2 separate regions of the Homo sapiens genome follow, and region 1 is linked to region 2. Evidence: chromatin loops called from intact Hi-C (ENCODE). Cell type or tissue: B cell. All regions are shown on one strand. Links, peaks and the distances in the headings refer to the core of each region. The heading gives the core; the rest is flanking DNA.

What was found. A loop is a pair of places that touch in the nucleus more often than their neighbours do. Peaks named below come from ENCODE experiments on the same cell type or tissue, not always from the same donor. Only the 100,000 strongest peaks of a DNase experiment are listed, where the experiment ranks them.
Region 1: a loop joins it to region 2, with 12 times the contacts of the local background. A loop is called at or near these places in 5 of 110 quality-filtered maps.

The regions. Positions count from the first base shown.
Region 1 is chrX:129,957,118-129,967,042 of GRCh38, reverse strand. No RefSeq gene overlaps it. Among named protein-coding and RNA genes, the nearest start is that of BCORL1, 21 kb to the left of the region's middle. RefSeq lists an enhancer at 7,457-7,957. In B cell, for the core only: no CTCF peak of the experiment used is centred there; a DNase peak (open chromatin) is centred at 5,572; H3K4me3 peaks cover 1,096 bases; H3K27ac peaks cover 1,078 bases.
Region 2 is chrX:130,020,702-130,030,626 of GRCh38, reverse strand. BCORL1 (BCL6 corepressor like 1) reads right to left here. Exons shown (of 14, transcript NM_001379451.1): 5 at 9,477-9,642; 6 at 7,650-7,730; 7 at 5,248-5,637; 8 at 1,766-1,992. It overlaps LOC124905216 (a long non-coding RNA gene), which reads left to right and starts at 6,529. Exons shown (of 2, transcript XR_007068333.1): 1 at 6,529-6,671; 2 at 7,612-7,729. RefSeq lists enhancers at 4,946-5,445, 6,546-6,595. In B cell, for the core only: a CTCF peak has its summit at 2,250 (motif pointing right); DNase peaks (open chromatin) are centred at 2,236 and 6,276; H3K27ac peaks cover 1,329 bases.

The DNA.
Region 1 (9,925 bases), core at 1,053-9,052, 63 kb after region 2:
AGGAGTTCGAGACCAGCCTGGGCAACATGGCGCAACCCCGTCTCTACTAAAAATACAAAAAATTAGCCGGGCATGGTGGCAGGCACCTGTAATCCCAGCTACTCGAGAGGCTGAGGCACAAGAATTGCTTGAACCCAGGAGGCAGAAGTTGCAGTGAGCCGAGATCGCACTACTGCACTCCAGCCCGGGCAACAGAGCAAAACTCTGTCTCAAATAATAATAATAATTTCACCACTAAGGATGCACATGGCTATGTCTTGGGGGCCAAAAATAGAGCCCCTTAACTGCCCCCAAAAAATGTGACAGCCTGTGCTGGACTTACCAGAGAGGCCTTCCAGACCTGAAGCTGAGGTGAAAATGCTGTCTCAACACAAGGCCGATTGCATGATTTTATCTCCTGAATTTTCAAAGGTGTGGACAAAAAGCAACCTAAACAGGCTTGCATTTCCTCTGGAGTTTTGTGATACCCACAGCCCATGGCTGAGAGCCCCATTTGATGTTCTGAGTGTTGCCCTCTCCAAAAGGGTCCCTTGTTGCTCCATCAGAGACCGAATAACCAGGCTGGATTCAAAACCATTAGCCCTGCCTTCGCTTAGTAGAATAAAATGAACATCAAGGCGAGCCTTGAAGGGGGAAAGATGCCACGAAACCTGTGGCTGGAGAGGTGAGGGGTGAATGAGGAGCAGTGAAGGCTTCTTCATCTCTGTAGTGCCAGGACCTAGCAGAAAGCCTGGCACCAATAGGAAAGCGTTCAGTATGTGTTTGTTGACTGAATGTCTGACTGAAAGAGAGCCTTCTTCTTGGTCTGGAGGTCATCATGGAGGCGTTGTAGAGCTGCTCTGTGGGGACAGAGAATGGAGGGAAGTTGGCATGGGTCTGGAGTGTCCTGCCAGGACCTACACAGACCATGTTTTTCTCTGCCTGAAAATTTCTCCCAGGCGAAGTTCTCAGCGCCTGCAAGTCTCAAAAGTAGATTCCTCCAAGCTCACTGTGTACTTTATTGGAATAAACTCAACTCAGGGAAACTTAACAGTGGCATAGTGTTGTGGGGAGAATCCAACGAGAGCACCTATATAAAAGCATATTGAGGCCGGGCGCGGTGGCTCACGCCTGTAATCCCAGCACTTTGGGAAGCCAAGGACGGTAGATCAGGAGGTCAGGAGTTCGAGACCAACCTGGCCAATATGGTGAAACCCCGTCTCCACTAAAAAAATACAAAAATTAGCCGGGTGTGGTGGCGTGCGCCTGTAGTCCCAGCTACTCGGGAGACTGAGGCAGAAGAATCGCTTGAACCCAGAGGCAGAAGTTGCAGTGAGCTGAGATCGTGCCACTGCACTCCAGCCTGGGAGACAGAGCAAGGGTCCGTCTCAAAAAAAAAAAAAAAAAAAAAAAGCATATTGAAAAAGATAGAGGGGCAGGGAATTCTTGATAACTCACCAATATCGGCTTTGTGTGGTCTAAGTGACCCTTTGTATGTGCCATTTGGCCAGGTAGGTTTCTATGTACAGATCCTAACCCTGAACATGCACACGCACGACAGGCACTCCCACACAAACACATTTTATAATGCAGTAGACTCCTGCGTGCCAAAACCCATATAACTACAATCTTCAAAGAATCGGAATGCTTTTTTTTGCAATACAATGCAATAATCCCTTACATTTGTATGGGGCTTTGCGGGTCACAAAGTGCTTCCCCATCCATGACCCCATTTGTTTGTTGATTGATGTTCAGAACGGTTCCAAGGCTTTGCAGGATCCTGAAGGCCCTTGAAAAGACTCAAATAGCAATAATCTGTGGTGTGAATGGCCTTGGCTGTGTGCTGAGCCTCTGAACACCAAGCCTCTAGTTGTGACAGAGACATCCAGGGGTACAGTGACCTGCTGCCACAGACTTGCAGGGACTCAGCAGCACTTGGGAGACTGGGTTTGTAGGACATGATTCCTGCAGCTGAAAGGAGCTGAGATCCATCTGTACAAAATCAGTACTATAGCAGCAACAGAGGAGGCCAAAGGGTTGGAGCACCCCTCCCTGATTTCATTCCATCAGCCATTCAATGGGCAGACAGTAAGCACTTGAGCTCCTTTCTCTGGTTTGTTCTAGATATTGAGGGTACAGATACAGCAAGACATGTTTCTCTCTTTCTCTCTCTCACACACAGACCCACACACAAGGCTTCACCTGGAGCTCCAAATTCCCAGGGCTAACCTGCCTCTGTCATGCTCCTGCATTAAGAAGAATATTGGGGGCCGGGCGTGGTAGCTCACGCCTGTAATCCCAGCACTTTGGGAGGCCGAGGCGGGCAGATCACGAAGTCAAGAGATTGAGACCATCCTGGCTAATACGGTGAAACCCCGTCTCGGGAGGCTGAGGCAGGAGAATGGCGTGAACCCAGGAGGCGGGGTTTGCAGTGAGCCGAGATTGCACCACTGCACTCCAGCCTGGGTGACAGAGCGAGACTCCATCTCAAAAAAAAAGAAGACAAAGAAGAAGAAGAATATTGGAGGCCGGGCGCGGTGGTCACGCCTGTAATCCCAGCACTTTGGGAGGCCGAGGCGGGCGGATCACGAGGTCAGGAGATCGAGACCATCCTGGCTAACACGGTGAAACCCTGTCTCTACTAAAAATACAAAAAATTAGCCGGGCTTGGTGGCAGGTGCCTGTAGTCCCAGCTATTGGGGAGGCTGAGGCAGGAGAATGGTGTGAACTCAGGAGGCGGGGCTTGCACTGAGCCAAGATCGCGCCACTGCACTCCAGCCTGGGCGATAGAGCGAGACTCCGTCTCAAAAAAAAAAAAAAAAAGAACACTATTGGATAAACCAGATCCATGGGAGAAAAATGCAATTTTATAATGCATATTAATAATAGTAGTAATCCCTCACATCTGTACACAACTTAATAGTTTACAAAACACTTCCATCCCTATTCCTTTATTTGATCCTGGGTCCTGTCGTCGTCCTTCATATTCAAAGACAATCTTCTGATTGTGATCTCTATCTCCAGTGCGAGTGAAGCAAGGCTAAGGCAGGACCAGGAGGCCCTCCTGCCCTCTGCTAACAGACAAACATCATGGTGGGCTTTTTTCTCTTTCTCTTTCTCTCTCTTCTCTCTCTCTCTCTCTCTCTCTCTCTCGCTCCCTCTCTCTCTCTCCCCCCTCCTCTCCTCTCCTCTCCCCTCTCCTCCCCTCCCCTCCCCTCTCCTCGCTTTCTCTCTTTCTCTCTGTCTTTCCGGAGTCTCTCTCACTCCGTCGCCCAGGTTGGAGTGCAGTGGCACAATCTCAGCTCACTGCAACCTCTGCCTCCTGGGTTCAACTGATTCTCCTGCCTCAGCCTCCAGAGTAGCTGGGATTACAGGCATGCATCACCACACCAAGCTAATTTTTGTATTTTTATTAGAGACGGGTTTTCGCCATGTTGGCCAGGCTGGTCTCAAACTCCTGGCCTCAAATAATCCACACCTCCCCTCGGCCTCCCAAAGTGCTGGGATTACAGGCGTGAACAACTGCGCCCGACCGGGTATTTTTTTTTTCACCCTTTTCTTTTTCTTCCTCCTTCTTTCTCTTGCTGTGCTGTCTGTGGAGCCTGAAGTTGCCTATGACTCAGCTTCCCAGGCTCCAGGGAGCCTGGCACCCCGGGGAAAAGGACTGCTGGCCAGCTAGCCCCCCAAGCTGGGATGCCAAGCCTTTGACTCCTGCAGAGTGAGGAGGGGAAAGCCTCCGTTTTAGGCAGCCCCAAAGTGAGCCCCAGCCCACCTCAGCAAATTGAGCAGGCCTGCCACCGGAGAAGGGGGGCAATTTCAATAGAACAAGGAAAGGAGGGTTCCCTGAAGCTATTAGGAGGATGTGAAATGGGGCTCTGAAGCTGGGAGGTAAGCGCTAAGTTCATGCTTCAAAAAGTGCAGACATAGGAACCTAGGCTTGCAGAAGAAGATGCTGGGGAAGGGAAAAGAGGATTCCCCACTATGGTGGCTCACGCCTGTAATCCCAGCATTTTGAGAGGCCAAGGCGGACAGATCACTTTAGGTCAGGAGTTCAAGACCAGCTTGGCCAACATGATGAAATCCTGTCTCTAATAAAAATACTAAAATTTGGGCCAGGCACAGTGGCTCACGCCTCTAATCCCAGCACTTCGGGAGGCTGAGGTGGGAGGATCACTTGGGGTCAGGAGTTCAAGACCAGCCTGGCCAACATGGTGAAACCCTGTCTCTACTAAAAATACAAAAATTAGCCTGGTGTGGTGGTACCTGTAATCCCAGCTACTCGAGAGGCTGAGGCAGGAGAATCACTTGAACCCAGGAAGCAGAGGTTACAGTGAGCCGAGATCATGCCATTGCACTCCAGCCTGGGTGACAAGAGCGAAACTCCATCTCAAAAAAAACCCAAAAAAACAAAAATTTGCAGTGAGCTGAGATCACCCCACGGCACTCCAGCCTGGGCAACAGAGCGAGACTCCGTCTCAAAAGAAAAAGAAAAAAAAAAGAGCCCCCCCACTGTATCCACTGGGTTTCTAGGCCTTTTAAGAAACCTACTTCACTCATCCATCCCCATTCCCTCACATACTCAAGTTTTTGTTTTTTTGTTTTTTTTTTTTTGAGACAGAGTTTCGCTCTTGTTGCCCAGGCTGGAGTGCAATGGCATAATCTTGGCTCACTGCAACCTCCACCTCCCAGGTTCAAGAGATTCTCCTGCCTCAGCCTCCCAAGTAGCTGGGATTACAGGTGCACTCCACTACTCCCGGCTAATTTTTTTTATTTACTAGAGACAGGGTTTCATCATGTTGGCCAGGCTGGTCTTGAACTCCTGACCTCAGGTGATCCACCTGGCTCGGCCTCCCAAAGTGCTGGGATTACAGGCGTGAGCCACCATGCCCAGCCTAAAGTATCTTCTTTCATTTGTCCAGTTTCTTCACTGCCCCCTTCTACCTCCATTCCTCTAATGTAGCCCCAATTTTTTGAGCTAATGATGCTTTCAGTGAAAGCCCAACCCAGAGAGTTCTGAAGTCATCCCACCCAAACATTCTCGAATTCCCCCATCCATCCCTCTCTCTACATGGTTCTCAGCCCATAGCTGTGGCCATACCAGTCACGCTCTCCACCTGGCCCAGAGCCGCCCCAGATGGGAATGCCTAAGAAACGAAGGAGGAGTAGGGGATATAGAAACCACTGTGCTGTGGTTGTTTGCAGTAGTAGAGAATCAAAGCCCATCTTCCCCTGGTAGGAGGGATCAGAGCTGTCTGTCTTGGCAGTTGCGAGCAGGGGGCCCAAGCAGCTAGGAAAAGCTGCTGTCAGCTAGTGGCCAGGTTAAAAAGAGATGACGGTGTGAGTGACTGCCATGTCTGGGTGGGGAAGGAGACCCACGACCCCCTCCCTTCATCTCTGGATGTGACCAACAATCCGCTGAGGCTTCCAACCAAGCCTAACCTCGGAAACTCCCTTCTCTCAGGAAAAGAGCTTCGTTCCAGCCCAGGAGCTTCTCTGGTTGAGTCCTCTTCTTAGCCCTTGCCCTGACGTTTGGGGCCGGCCGAGTTAGCATTGTCACTCTGGCAGTGGCAGCCAGTGCGGGGCGGGAGTGTGTGTAATTGCAACCACTTCCTGCCCCAGCTTGCCCTAGGGCTGGCCCCGCCCCTGAGGACAGTTGGGGCGGGGCCCAGGTATAGTGAGGGAGTCCGGTAGCGGGTTGGGGGCGCTGGCTAGTGGGGCCGCCCTCCAGGGAAATCAGCTGAGACTCATAAAAGGGCGAGAGAGGGGGGTGCCTTAGTTCCAGCCAACCATCACGAGAGGGCTGGGGCCTCGGGGCATTCTATTGGCACAACCCGTCCCTGCAAGGGAGGATCTAGACAACAGCCCCTCTCCAACTAGTATACGACTAGTTCCAATATTAGCTTTATTCATGAGCTCCGGACCCGCTGAAGCCCCAGAGGAGAGGGGGAGGGAAGAGCTGGGGTCTACACGGAGGGATGTTCTCCTTCCTCTCTGCCTTGGCACTGCTCTCTGCCCCAGCAACTTAAGGCAGATAGAAGGGCCGTGAGCTGCCGAAGACTCTGGTGGTGCACACCACCATTAGCCTGCAAGTGTCTCCTGTCCTGGAGTTTCCGGGATTCGCTGGCAGGTTGTATCATGGGTCTGTCTGGTTACCCTGGCCTGGGAATGCCCAGCATGTACAGAGCCAGTCCTATATCAGGTGCTCTGGAGGTATAAAAGAAGCAGAAAAACAAGTTCGAGGCTGCACTGTGCTATGATTGCACCTGTTAATAGTCACTGCCCTCCAGCCTGGGCAGCATAGCAAGACCCTGTCTCTAAAATGAAAATAATAATTTTACTTTTTTTTTTTTTTTTGAGACGGAGTCTCTCTCTGTTGCCCAGGCTGGAGTGCAGTGGTACAATCTTGGCTAACTGCAACCTCCGCCTCCTCAAGCGATTCTCCTGCCTCAGCCTCCCGAGTAGCTGGGACTACAGGCCTGCGCCACCACGCCTGGCTAATTTTTGTATTTTTGTAGAGACGGAGTTGCACCATGTTGGCCAGGCTGATCTCGAACTCCTGACCTCAAGTGATCCATCCGCCTCGGCCTCCCAAAGTGCCGGGATTACAGGCATAAGCCACTGTGCCTGGCCAGAAAATAATAATTTTTAAAAGAAAAAAGAAGCAGAATGACAGCCCCCTCCTTTTGGGGAGCTGGATATCAACTGGGCATTAGGGTGGCAGAGTGGACAAAGAGTGTGCTTTGTAGTCAAAGATGAAGATTGTAGACCTGCTCTACCCCAATGCATCAACTGTGTGACCTTGGGCAGCTTGCTTATCTTCTCTGAGCTTCAGCCTCCTGGTGTCTAAAGTGAAGCTACTAATACTTGCCTTATGAGGTGTGGTAAAGGTGAAATAAGACATGCATGGGAAAGTGCTTTGAAAGCTATGAAGCACTATACAAAGGTAAGACAGGGATGATAGTATTGAATGGGGTGGAGGTGGGAGACAGGACCCTAATGGGAAATATAAGCAGGCACCCATGGTTAGGGTGCAAACTCTCCACTGGAGTGTTACAAGAGTGTGCTGTAGTGAGGCTATCTGAGGCAGGTAGGGGGTTAACTCTGCGTAGATTTCCAGTTGGAGGTGGGTCTGAGAGAGGAGATCCCCTAGGAAAAGGCAGTCAGGCGAGGTGGAGAAAAAGCCATAATTTCTCTCCTTTTGAGAAGGGCTTGCTGCGGTCCTGGTTGCCTTAATCATGCCCGTGTGAAGAGAGGCCAGTGGTGGGTGAGGGCGGCCCCACTACACAGTTTTGTTTAGCGGGGAGGGGGCGGCCTGTCAGCCCTCAAAGTATAAGGCAGCAGCTGGAAGCGCGCCGCTTACTCACATACCACGCCTGCAGCGTGCACACGGCTCGCTGGAATGAGCCGGGAGCGTCTCCTCTCCTCGCCCTCTGCAGACCGAGAGACGGAGAAGAGCCGAGGGGAGCTGGGTGAGCCGAGCACATTCAATGACAGCTGCAAACCTATGGGCTTCTCGGTCCCCTTCACACTCTGGCAAGGGCTGCCCAGCCCAGGTGACCCCTGCCTTCCCTTCTCTGATCAGCAGCAGCCAGCCCTGCCTCCCCCTACACGGGGATAGGGCCATCTTCACTTGCTTGGTAAGTTTTGGGGGAAGGGTGTACCCCTGTGTCGTGGTGGCACACGTGGTTGGGGATGCAACCACGTCTATGCATGTCAGCAGCCATGTGTGCAGGTTCAGGCAGGTGTCTGCATACAAACGTGTCACACGTGCAAGCTCCGAGTGTCAAGAATTACAGGACTGACATTTCTGCTCCTGTCTGACTTTGGACCAGGGACCTTCTCATCTGTAAAATGAAAAGACTTGTACCAGAGCATCTCAGGGCCTTTTCAAGCTCAAATCCTCACTGTTTCTATTATGTAGGGCTGTGGTTGCTTAAAAAGTCAGGGCAGTAAACAAAATCAGCCCAACCAGTTGTGACGTTGCCTGTCGACACTTCAGATGTTTAGGTTTGGAGATTCAACTTTCAAAAGGCCATTTACTTGGCATCATGTAACATCTGTTCACTTTCCAAGGAGTGACACCCCGACTGTGGCATGATGGTATTTTGTGTATTTGTGTGTTTATGTGAACGTGAGAACATCTGTGGGCACATGTTTAAGTTGCATCACAGGATATTAGCGCTGAACGAGGTCCTGAAGGTCATCCTGTTGGATCCCCTTCCATTTCTAGTACATGTATTCAATATCTCTTTTGTAAGCAAGGATCTGTGCAGGGAGGTCTACAGATAAATAAGGCATAGTCTCTGCCCTCCAGGAGCTCCCCATCTATGGGGGAGAGAAACATGTCAACAAATAATTACAATACAATGTGATAATAGAGGTATAAATCCTAATCTATGGGAGCGCAGGGGAAAGCCCAATTAATTCTGCCTGGGAATGTCTGTGATGGCCATGACAGTCTCACTTTACAATCATTACATTCATTCTACAGCCAATGAGTTTTCATCTACAGTTTTCCACCTCCAAAATATTCTTCCTAGTTCTTCACTCCCCACCACCTCCTCTCAGCAAATCTAGGAAGATGCAATGAGTCGACTACATCAAGGAGAACTTGGAAACCTCTAGTGAGCGGGAAGGGAAAAGTCCCTGGCTGGGAGTGTGAAGCTATAGAATGAGTATGTCCACCCAAACGGCTAGTCTGCACAAGCCGAAAAGGATTGGCCAGATGGCATACTGGGATCAAAATGGCCCACTGGGATCAACCATGACCCACACTCCTTTCAGCTACTGGCCAGCGAGAGGCTCGTGTGGGGACAGTTGAGGTTGCTTGGGTCAGTGGTTTAGCTAACGCTGAGGTAGGGTGGGGACTGAGAGGGAAGCCAAGGGAAGTGAGAGTCCACTCCTTCCTGCCTGGCCAAAGGGGTGTGCGAATGGAGATCACTTTCAACAGGGCATGCCCTTTGTGTTCTCTGCACTAGGAATGGGGCTCCCTTGCCCGGTGCCCCTGGTGAGCAGCAGCGCAGGTCTGTGAGATAGTGCTGAGGGTAATGGGGCAGCCTAAGTCAATGTGGAGGGCAGATTAGAGCAAAGCTAACTGGCAGTGGGAAGGAGAGCCAGTAAGTCCGGACTCCGCCATAGGTTCTAACCACTGCCCTATCCGCCCAGGAATTGGCCGTGGGAGACAAATCTCCAGCCCCCCAACCTCCACCCCAATCTAGCGTCCTTCCCCCTCTCGGCGGGCAGAAGACAACGCCCCCTCGGGGACTACCACCCCACCAGGGCGGGAGCACTCCCTCCTCCTCCCACCCCTCGATCCATAAAGCCAGGAGATGCTACCGCGAAGGGAACCCTGGGAGTGTGCCTTGAATGACCCCCAAACACATCTGGATTTTCGGAGTTCAGGCCAGCCCCCGAAACGGACCCCAGGGAAGTCCGCCAGAGGGAGGGAGCGGGGGAAGGGAGAGGCAGCACGGAGTTCAGGGCCTGTCTTTTAGGACTCCCGGCCCCACGACTAGGACCGTCCCAAACTTCCTGTTTCTTCCGGCCGCTCTGACCCCGGGGCTGCGGCTCCGAGATAGCTCAGGGCCTGGAAGTGCATGCTGGGTAAGCGCAGACGGACGGAGTAGGCGAGCTGCTCGCTGTCGCCGCGGCGCAGGGCCGGTGTGGGCGCGCGCGCTCGGCTTCCTTCCCCGGCGGTCACGCTTTGCATGTGGGATGGGCAGCGGGCAGGTGGCAAGGAGGCCCCCACGCCGAGGGCTCGGGGAGGAGCCGGGGCCTGGGCAGGGGCGGAGGGGGAGGGGGAGGAGGCGGCCCGAGGGGCGGGGGCGGGGGCCGGGAGTTGCTGCATTTTAAAGGGAAGCGGAGTTGCCTTCGTCGGAGGCCGAAGTTCGAGCCGGCCTCGCCGCGTCGAGTGCAGGAAATCCTGGAGGGGCAGCGCAGCCTGCTC
Region 2 (9,925 bases), core at 1,358-9,357:
CCAACTGCCCCCTTCCCCCAGTGCCTCCCAAATACAAACAGAAGCCCCCCATTCAGAGCCTGAGAGACATATGGAACGAGCCATGGCTCCAGAGGCAGACAGGCCTTTTTCACGTCCCAACTGCATCACTCAGGACCACCCAATAACCTCGCACAAGTCCCTTAACCTCCTTGAGCCTCAGTTTCCTCACTACAAAATGAGGATAATAAAGGTGCCTACCTCCCAAGTGCCACTGCGGGAATTAAGAGCGATAACGTGAATGAACTGCTTGGCACAGACCAGAGTTCCCTGCTCTTTCCCTGGGCCCCTGTCCTCCCACTCTAGGGGGTCAAGGGAACGAACGCTGCTACCCTGCCACGCTATGCCTCTGTTCCCTCATTCTTGCTTCCGCCCGAAGCACAATGATGCACAGCAACCCTCGGAGAGCACTTTATGGTTATCAAAGCCTGTCACAGACATTGCTTCCTTTGTTCCCCCAAGCACCCTTGTGAGACAGAAAGGGCATGAAGCAGCAGCTCCATTCTTCAAGATGAAGAAATAAGCTTGAGTCTTGTCTGAGCTGGAAAGAGGTTCTGGGAGGGGGAAGGGGAAAGGAGGGGAGACGAGCACTTGGGGCTCCCACCTCTTGCCAGTGCCATTCGGGGATTCCAGTAAGAATCATGACCACCAAAGCGCTAGGCGTGATGGCTTCCGCCTGTAATTCCAGCACTTTGGGAGGCCAAGGCGGGCGGATCACTTGAGCTCAGGAGTTCGAGATCAGCCCGGCCAACATGGTGATTTTTTGTATTTTTGTACTAAAAATACAAAAATTAGCCGGGCGTGGTGGTGGGCGCCTGTAATCCCAGTTACTCACAAGGCTGAGGCACGAGAATCGCTTGAACCCAGGAGGCGGAGGTTACAGTGAGCCGAGATCGTGCCACTGCACTCCAGCCTGGGCGAAAGCGTGTGACTCTCAAAAAGAGAGAGAGAGAGAGAGAAAAAAAAAAATAAGAATCACGACCACCAAAACAAGCTGAAGATGGGCTTTTGTTTTTGGCTGTCAATGACAAATACATATTATAGGTATACATTTGAACCCGGACCCTCACTTCTCTCAAATGTAAAGTTAACCCAGGTTGAAGACTGATTTTTTCTAAGGATACAACATGCAACCTAACACCAATGGCATGAACATCAGACCCAAAAGAGATGTTGATTTGGGATGAGGGTTTTAGGAATGCTTGCCTGGCTGTTGATTGGTGACTGCCCACTCACTAGCATCTACGCTTCCATGAGAAGCTAAAGAACTGGGAAGCAGGGTAGGGGAGGAGTAGCTAGAACCTGGGCCCCAGTGGAATTCCTTCAGCCTCACCCTCAATCAACCTTTGTCTGGACCTTAAAATCCTTCCTCCTACAAGTTGTTTTCTACCTTGATTGACTCAGAAAGTTCCAAGATTGGTTTCCAGTAAGTTAAACCCAGACAAAAGCTTCTTGATTGGATGTTAACGAGCTACTCAAGCTAACATCCTGCCATATTCTTTAACTCTTCCTTAACTCAAAGAAAATCTAAAGATTGTAGAGGAAAAGCCATCATGGGCCAGACCTTAAAATTAACTATAACTTTAGTTCCCATTCTTCAAATCCACCCCCAACCCTTCGAGAACTAGTTTGAGAATGCCTTACTAAATATGGGTTAATTTGATCCTCCCCATCCCCCACCCCCCTCCTGCCTCCTCTGACCCCCCGCCACACACACCTTCTACAATACCCCTTGATAGCTACACACCTTTGCCTCTTCTGAGACGGTTGCCATGTGCTTGGTCTTGCACTTTCGTTTTCCTGATGGCTTTTCTGAATTTTCAAGGCAGGCTGGCTCTTCCAGGTTATTTGGGAGGAAACCGTTTGGTGAATCCGAGATCCCCTGGACTTTGTTGGGCAAGAGAAGGTTCCTGTTCCTGAGGCGGTGCTCCAAACTTTGGGAGGAGGAAGTCTTCTGCTTACGGGCCTTTAAATCTGAAGGCAAGAAACAGGAAAAGAACGGATGTCAGAGAAATGGAACACAGAAAAGCAACGCCTTCCTCTAAGATGAATCAGAGGACTTTGGGGATTAGAACTGCAGTGCAAAGTTGTATAACTATCAGCTATCGATATCTAGTGCTGTGCTGACTATTCCACTAAATACTTCTTGAATGAACACACCATACTTCAACATCGAAGTCCCTCATCTACAAGCAGGAGACAGCTCCCAGCCCTGCCAGCAGGGGGCGGCCCATCTGGCTAGCCCTAAGATAAGGGTAATTTTAACAGGATTTTTCCCAGAGCCCAGAGCAAATCAGAATTTCTTTTTGCTTTTTTCCCATTCCCTTTGTCTGTTTCTCCAGTCCCGTATGAAAGCAAATCTGGTGGTCCTGCTGACATTAAGTATCAAGTACATGGGGAACAGGGAGGAAAAGGTAGAAGGCTGCCTTCATGGCCTCAGCTCTACTCACCTGACTGCCCCATTTGTCACTCTCCGAGGACACAAAGATCAAAGCTACAGGAACTCCCTGAAACTAGAAGGCATCATGAGCCTACCTAGCTGGCAGTCAAGGGCAGAAACCTGCTGCCTTTTCTGGGTGAAAATCAAGTCACTGGTGTCACTAGAACACACCAGCAACATCTCTAATTTAGCCACAGCTTGCTGAACAAAGCACATTCTAATTTCAAAAAGGCCTGCCGGGAACTCCATTATCAAGAGCTTCATCCCACAGGGTCTGTCCTAACCCCGTGTGTAGGGGCGACTGTGTGTTTAACCTCATCTCTCAAGATTAGTGCTGCTTGGCTTGGCCATCAATTGTGTGATTGGCTGGGCTCAAGTCCTAATTGCTCTGAGCCTCAGTTGCCATATCTGTAAAATGGGGAGAATATAATCTACATCACAAGAGTGGTATGAGAATTAAATAAGATAATACATGCAAAACCCCTTTCAAAAAGTGTTATAACAAGTAAGACATCATTATTGTGTTATTTAAGCACAAGCTCTTGAGGTGGAGCCATGCCCGTGTGTTTTCCTCCCCAAAGGAATGAACACCATGCCTAGCAATTAGTGAAATGAAGGGACTGAGATTGAAGAGTTCTCAACTCGCCTCTCTCAACCCTGACACGGGCTCTCACATGTGACATTGACAAAGGCAGATCCAGATGTGGAAGCCATCATTTCAGCACAAGGAGTTGGCTGCAGCTTATGCACAGTTCCTGGAAGGCCAGCTGTCATGCCATCCCTTTCTCCCAGCTAGCCTCAGCCCGCTAGTGGGGCCCCATAGCCTGTCCAGGAATTGCTGTACTACATGGTCTCTAATAGCACTTCCAGTCAGAATGTTCTAAACTCCAGCTTTTGATGCGACACATTTGGGCTGAGGCAAAAGAGGAAGGAACAGAACCATGCCTTGTGAGGACCCCAGGAAACATGAAGAAGTCATATTACAGTGTTCAATGCTACAGGCAAAGAAACAGCCCCCCACCTTGTTTACCCAGGGCAGGGCAGGCTCGGGTGTTTATTCAATTGCAGAGAAGTGAAGGCTTTATAGTAGCCCACAAAGGACTAGAGAGCGGAGGTGGCAGGTGTGTGAGTGGAAGTGGCTCTGCCTACCTGCTCCGCAGGTCAAGAAGGGAGATAACCAAAACCAGGATGAAAAGAAAAGTCAGGAGGCTCAGACAGAAGCAGGGTAACCTGCCTCATTTGGCCTTTGCCAAATTCCTGCACGAAGATGCCATCATCAGATCTGGAGGAAAGTAACCAGACCATGTGCCAAATCCAGCTGCCTCAATGCAAAACCCTTAGACACATCCACAGAGGAAGAATGACCTACTTTCCAACAACTGGAGCTGCCCCCAAATCAAGTAGGATGCCTTGATTGGTGGTGTTCTCTGCGTTACTGGAGGTGTGTTCATGAAAAGGCTGGCTGGCTACCTGTCAAGAATGCTGTGGAGATCTCTATCTTTGCATTGGGTGGCAAACTGGACCAGGCAACCTCGAAGGTCCTTCTGGTTCCAAGCGCCAATATGTTCCACAGGAAGCTTCCATGCTAGGAAACCAGGTGCCATTAGAGAAGATTAGGTGATACACAAAAGCTCCTCTTCATCCTAACACAAGTGGCTGAGGCCAACAGCTTGACAACTCATTCCTGACCAATCTATTATTGCTCTAGCAGAAGAAAGAGAATTGTTCCCACTCTGTCACATAGTTGATGAAAATTAGCTCAATTACTCTCTTGAGCGTAGAGATGGGTATCATATACACCTCCACTTAAACAGAGCCGGAAATGAGGTTAAGCCGTCTTTGCATTATAGCAAACCTGGACTCTACTACCCACTCAATATGAGGTTATTCAGTTTTAGCTAATAAGGAGACAGCGGATGTTTACCGGCAGCTCAGGATGAATACATCATAGGAGGCAATCAATTGCTGCTTCCAGGGTAGAGGTCAGAGAATGAGAGTGAGAGACAGAGGTGTTCTTATAAAACCCAAAGATGTGCTTTTTGCTCATTTAGAAATCCACTATAGGAATGGGCCTGAACAGTACTCAGTGGAACATACTGATATTAGCATCTTGTGACAGTCTGTGCCTCCGGAATGGTATATCACAGCATTTGATGTGGTCAGAGAAAGCCTGGTTTTCTCTTTGGGCTGCCTGCCTTCTCAACTCAGGTCCAACAAAAATGATGCTACTTTGGGTCACCTCAAAGCTTCACTCCGCCTCTGAATAATCACTGTGGCTTTAACGGATAAAGCAATGCTGTGCCCGTTTCTACTTGAAGTTCTTCTGTTGGTTTGAAGAACCCACTGTACTTCTTTTTAGCTTAGAGGCTGCAAGTATCCCAGGAAAGGCAGCCGATGCCCTCTGTCTTCTTGAACCCAAGATTCTAGGAGAGAGAACCCGTCCTCCCAAAAGACTCGACTCCCTCAAGCCAACCAGAGAACTCCCTGGTATCCAGTTGTCCCATGCCAAGGATGTCACCGTGGCCTTGCCCACAGGTTCAGACTTCTATAAGAAACCGGAGGGCTTGGGCCTTCATGTCCTCCGCTCACCTGCAGGCCAATCCGAACTCATTCAATGTCAACCCAAAGCCAAAGGCTCGGAGCTGGAGTTGAGTGACCCCCTCTGGCAGCTGGAGATCATAGCACCGGGTTTCTCTGGGTCCCGAAGCCTTTGGCTGGCGTAGAGATGCCCGAGGGTTCCCAGAAGCCAAACGGGCCGCGGCGACAGCAGAGCCCCTGGCCAGCCTTACCTGCTCTCCCTTTCCGCCGCTGCTCGTCTTCTTGCTCTGTCAGGTACTCCCCAGTCTGATATTTTCGGCTCTTCTGCCGTCTTCGTTTCTTCCTCTTCAGCAGGCCCTCCTCCTCTTCTTCCTCCTCCTCCTCATTGGTGTCCCACATTTGCCGGGCAGCCTCTGTCCTCCAGGGCATTTCTCGGGCTCGCCACAGGTGCCTTCGGCCCTGGCTCAGCAGAGACTTGTCCTGGGCATGGTGGCTGCGATACTGGGTGTCCCGTTGGGTCTTTCTCACCTTTCGACGCTTAGCTGGGGTGGGGGTTACCTCCTCTTCTTCTTCTGTGGGGAAGACTTCCTGGCTTCCCATGTCACTGTCTGCCATGCCAGCAAAGGAGCTACAGATGCTTCCTGTGGATGGGATGTACAGAGGATGGTCAGGTACTTCTTCAAAGGACAAAGCATGGTGTCGAAGTGAATGCCCTGGACTAGGAGTTTGAAGGTCTGGGTTCAAGTTCAGGCTCTGCCAGTTATTAGCTGTACCGTTCGGGAAAGTTCCTTCAGTGCAGTCTCCTCATCTATAAAATGGGGATACTGTTCTCCCCTTACTGACCTCACAGGGCTGTTTTGAGGCTCAAATAAGATTTTTCACGCATATGTGCTTTACAGAGTCCAATATACCAGACAACATCAAGTATTAAAAACACACACCCTTACTCATCCACGTTACAGTGTCACCTGAATCCACACCCAAAACTCTTGCTTAGCTCTTATAAAGTGCCAAGTATTTTGTGAAGGGCAGGAGAGGGCCACGGGTCCCTGGGAAATCAGGGGCTAGGAGAGGGCAATTGGGGTCTCAGACAGGGCAAGGGAGGATATACTCCTTTTGTGGCACCACCAATCTTGGGGACAGAGCCACCCCGGCCAAGCAGAATCATCACAAGAGAAGAGTCTCAAGAAAAGCGAAGCAAGAAGGAGTCCCTTTCCTGTGATCTGTGACAGAGCCTGGTTGGGTCACGCCCAAATGCACCCAGGCACGCCCACTTCCCTTAAATTGACCCCACCTCCTCCCGACTTGCCAAGAGTTCAGGGGTGGAGCTTCCTCCCAGGCACCTCCCTCCACCCGGTTGTAGCTGTTCCTCACCGCTGGGCAAGCGCTTCCCCCTCCTCCCCCACCACCCCAGGATGGATTGGTACCTTTCCTGCCTTCCTCAGCCACCTTGCCAAGAGGCCATTTTCTCTCTCCACTCTTTCCTTCAACTCTGCTAACAACGAAAGTACATCCTAAATTGGCCTGGTTTCACACTACAGGAGATTTGACACCTTCCTCCTCGGAAGCAGCTGTGAGACACCACCATCTTTCTCCCAAGGCCCAGCTATTAACTCAACAGTCCCCAGACCCAAGCGAAGTCAGCAGAAGAAAGAAATGGTTCGAGGCAAATAGAGTAAGTAGCCCTTGACCAAAGCTTCAAGTTAGTCACACTGCTAAAAGACAGCAAATAACAGCACATTTTCCATTATATAGACTAGGCAAAACAAAGTGTTCTGGTTAATCTAATATTCTGGTTAATACAGAATCATCATAGAGATCACAAAGGGATCACCAATTTCCAAAGAATCAAATACAGTACAATGTGTTTAACACTAAAATGGGACTGGCTGTAATGTAATTGCTCTTTGATAATTCAGAGGACACTTCAGGATTTTGTAAGGCCTCCAGGCCATCATTATGAGCCCCAATTACCACCTCGCTTGCCATGTGCTAAGGTGCCGGTTACTAGAATGTCAGATAACTGAGTTTACACTATACCTTGCTTCCCCATTCTATCCAATTTGCATGGAAATTGGGTGAACTGGGACAACTATCTCCAGCCCTGGATACCAGTGTGGAGGCTAGCAGAAGGTAGTGGTGGCTAGAAAGGGCTAGCTTTTTTTAGTCCCTAGAGGTTGACCAACACAAATTCAGGGAGCCAAATGTGATTCTGCCAGCCCTGACGATTCAATGACTTTTCCAACTTTGAGGCTGCCTGTCACATAGGGCAATAAGACCAAGGTAGAAAGTTAAATGTCTGTGCCTGAGATTAGCCCCAGTAATGACGAGGTGCCAAAGCTTGGAGTTGAACCAGCTTTCCCGAGTGGCACAGGCCTTACCTCTTTCCACCATCAGCTCCCAACAAGAGATGTCAAATCCCTGCTCTGAAAAGTTGAACAAATAATCCTCAAACAGTGGGCAATATTTGAGGACTATTTGTCCCCTGCCCCCACCCAGGGCTCTCTTATCTCTGCAAGGAGCTGGGCATTGTGGCACAGTGAATCAAATTCCCAACTCGACACCTGGGCCCATGGTAAAACTGCTCAACCAGATTTCGATCTCTCTTTTCATAGAAGATGCTGAGAGGGGCCATCACCTTAGTCTCACTCACCAGACTGACTGCGCGTGCGGGTGCTCAGAACCACAGGAATAAAGTCACGGAAACTGCTCTTTGCTTTCTTTTCCAAGGAACCTGGAGTGATGTGTGGTTTGGGGACAGAAGGCAGAAATGTTACAATCAAAGCTTAAAGACCAGAAAGCCCACCTGTGAGGCTCGGGGGAAAGATTGAGAAAGAGTTTGTGTTTACCCTGTGGTTAATCTGGGTTACATTTATTCACTCCCCTTACGTGGCCATCACATATGTGTCTCTTGTAGACAATGAGTGTTTCCAGGTGGTTTTTAAAAACTGAGAGTTTGGTCGCTTTTGCTGATACCAGAAAAGGCAGTGCACAGTATCAATGTGATGGTGTGCCAGAAAGTAGGAAAGTAGGAGGCCCCACTGCCCATAGGACTCTGAGGCTGCTGCACCTCAACAAAGTTCTGCTGGGCATGGTGGCTCACGCCTGTAATCCCAGCACTTTGGGAGGCCGAGGTGGGTGGATCACCTGAGGTCAGGAGATCGAGCCCAGCATGGCCAACATGGTGAAACCCCGACTCTACTAAAAATACAAAAATTCGCCGGGCGTGGTGGCACTCACCTGTAGTCCCAGATACTTGGGAGGCTGAGGAAGGAGAATCACTTGAACCTGGGATGCAGAGTTTGCAGTGAGCCAAGATTGTGCCACTGCACTCCAGCCTGGGTGACAGAGTGAGACTCCATCTCAAAAAAAAAAAAAAAAAAAAAAAAAAAAAGAAAGAAAGAAAGAAAATAAACAAAGTTCTAACTGAGCTGGAGCAGGTCCCAGAGGAGGGCAACCTCAGTGAATCTTGGAGGATTGAGTGAGGTGGGAAGATAGGAACAAGGAGCCAGTGAACAGAGAAAAAACGGCTAAGAACAGATGAGGCCGGACGCAGTGGCTGACGCCTGTAATCCCAACACTTTGGGAGGCTGAGGCAGGGAGATGGCTTGAGCCCAGGAGTTCAAGACCAGCCTGGGAAACATGGTGAAACCCCATCTCTTCAAAACTACAAACATTAGCCAGGTGTAATGGCACATGCCTGTGGTCCCAGCTACTCGGGAGGCTGAGGTAGGAGGATCACTTGAGCTCAGGAGGTTGAGGCTGCAGTGAACCGATATTGTGCCACTGAACTCCCTCTAGCCTGGGAAGCAAAGTGAGACTCTGTCTCAAAAAAAAAAAGAACAGACCAGAAGAGGCAGGTCATAGTCACGTCAGGTGGGCAAGACCATGAACCTGGACTCCTATGCTCAGGAATGCTGGGGATTCTCTCCCTGATAAGGGTGCCCAGAAACTATTAGTGGCAAAACGGACAGGTTAGGGACACATACCAGCCCCGTCATCCCAGATATCCTGTGTGTCCCTAAATGATAATAAACGTTTAAGATTTCTCTAAACTCTCCTAGCTAACTAGCTATTTATTTTTGTCCTTTCAGAATAGCAGTTTTCCAGTATACCCAAAGAAGACAGCGTAATGAACCCCCATTCCGTGGTTTTTGTCTAAATTCTCCTTAAACTTGTTTCTTTGAGCCTAGACCCATCGCGGGGAAATGGGTCGGCTACTGTGTTGTGGGCCTGGTGTTTGTGTCGGAAAACCACTTCCTTCAGCCTTATTCTAGCACCCAGGAGGAGCAGAAGGGGCCCCCGATCCTTGCTCGCTCACCTTAGACTTCAGAGGGGTCAATCATATCTTCTTTCCACAGTGAAGAAGTCTCACTTTTCCAGAGTGAAGGAGTCAGCGCCTGAGCCCCTCTGCCCTCACCACTGTGCCCTGGGGATCCCTCTGCAGCCCAGCCCAGAGGGCCAGGGCCGCGGGGCCTACCTTCCTCGTGGCTGTCGGCTCGTTTTCCTGGAGACTGGGACTCCGGCTTTGTCGGCTTCCGGTGCTTGTGCTTTCCCCTGACTCCATTGTGCTCTTTTCCTGAATCTGAAGCCCCCCTGGGGCTTTTCTTGGTGGATTCCTGGGGGTCACTGGGCAGCTTCCGGCACTGTGGAGAGGTAGAGGGTCAGGTCTGAGGTCAGTTTTGCTTCTTAAGAAAGCTCTCCAGGGGTTGAGCCATGTGTCCCGTTTCTGACCTAGAGGCATGAGCTGCCCAGAGTGGGGGACCAGGGGCAAGGGGCCGTGCACTGCCTTCCAGAGTGGGTGACAGGGGCTCTTTTGGACTGAGTCCAGGGCCCCAGCTAATCCCCATAGGCGTCCACATCCCATCACTTTAAAGAGGTCTACAGAGTCTGCGTTCAAAAGCCAGTGAATAAACACCCAAAGTCATT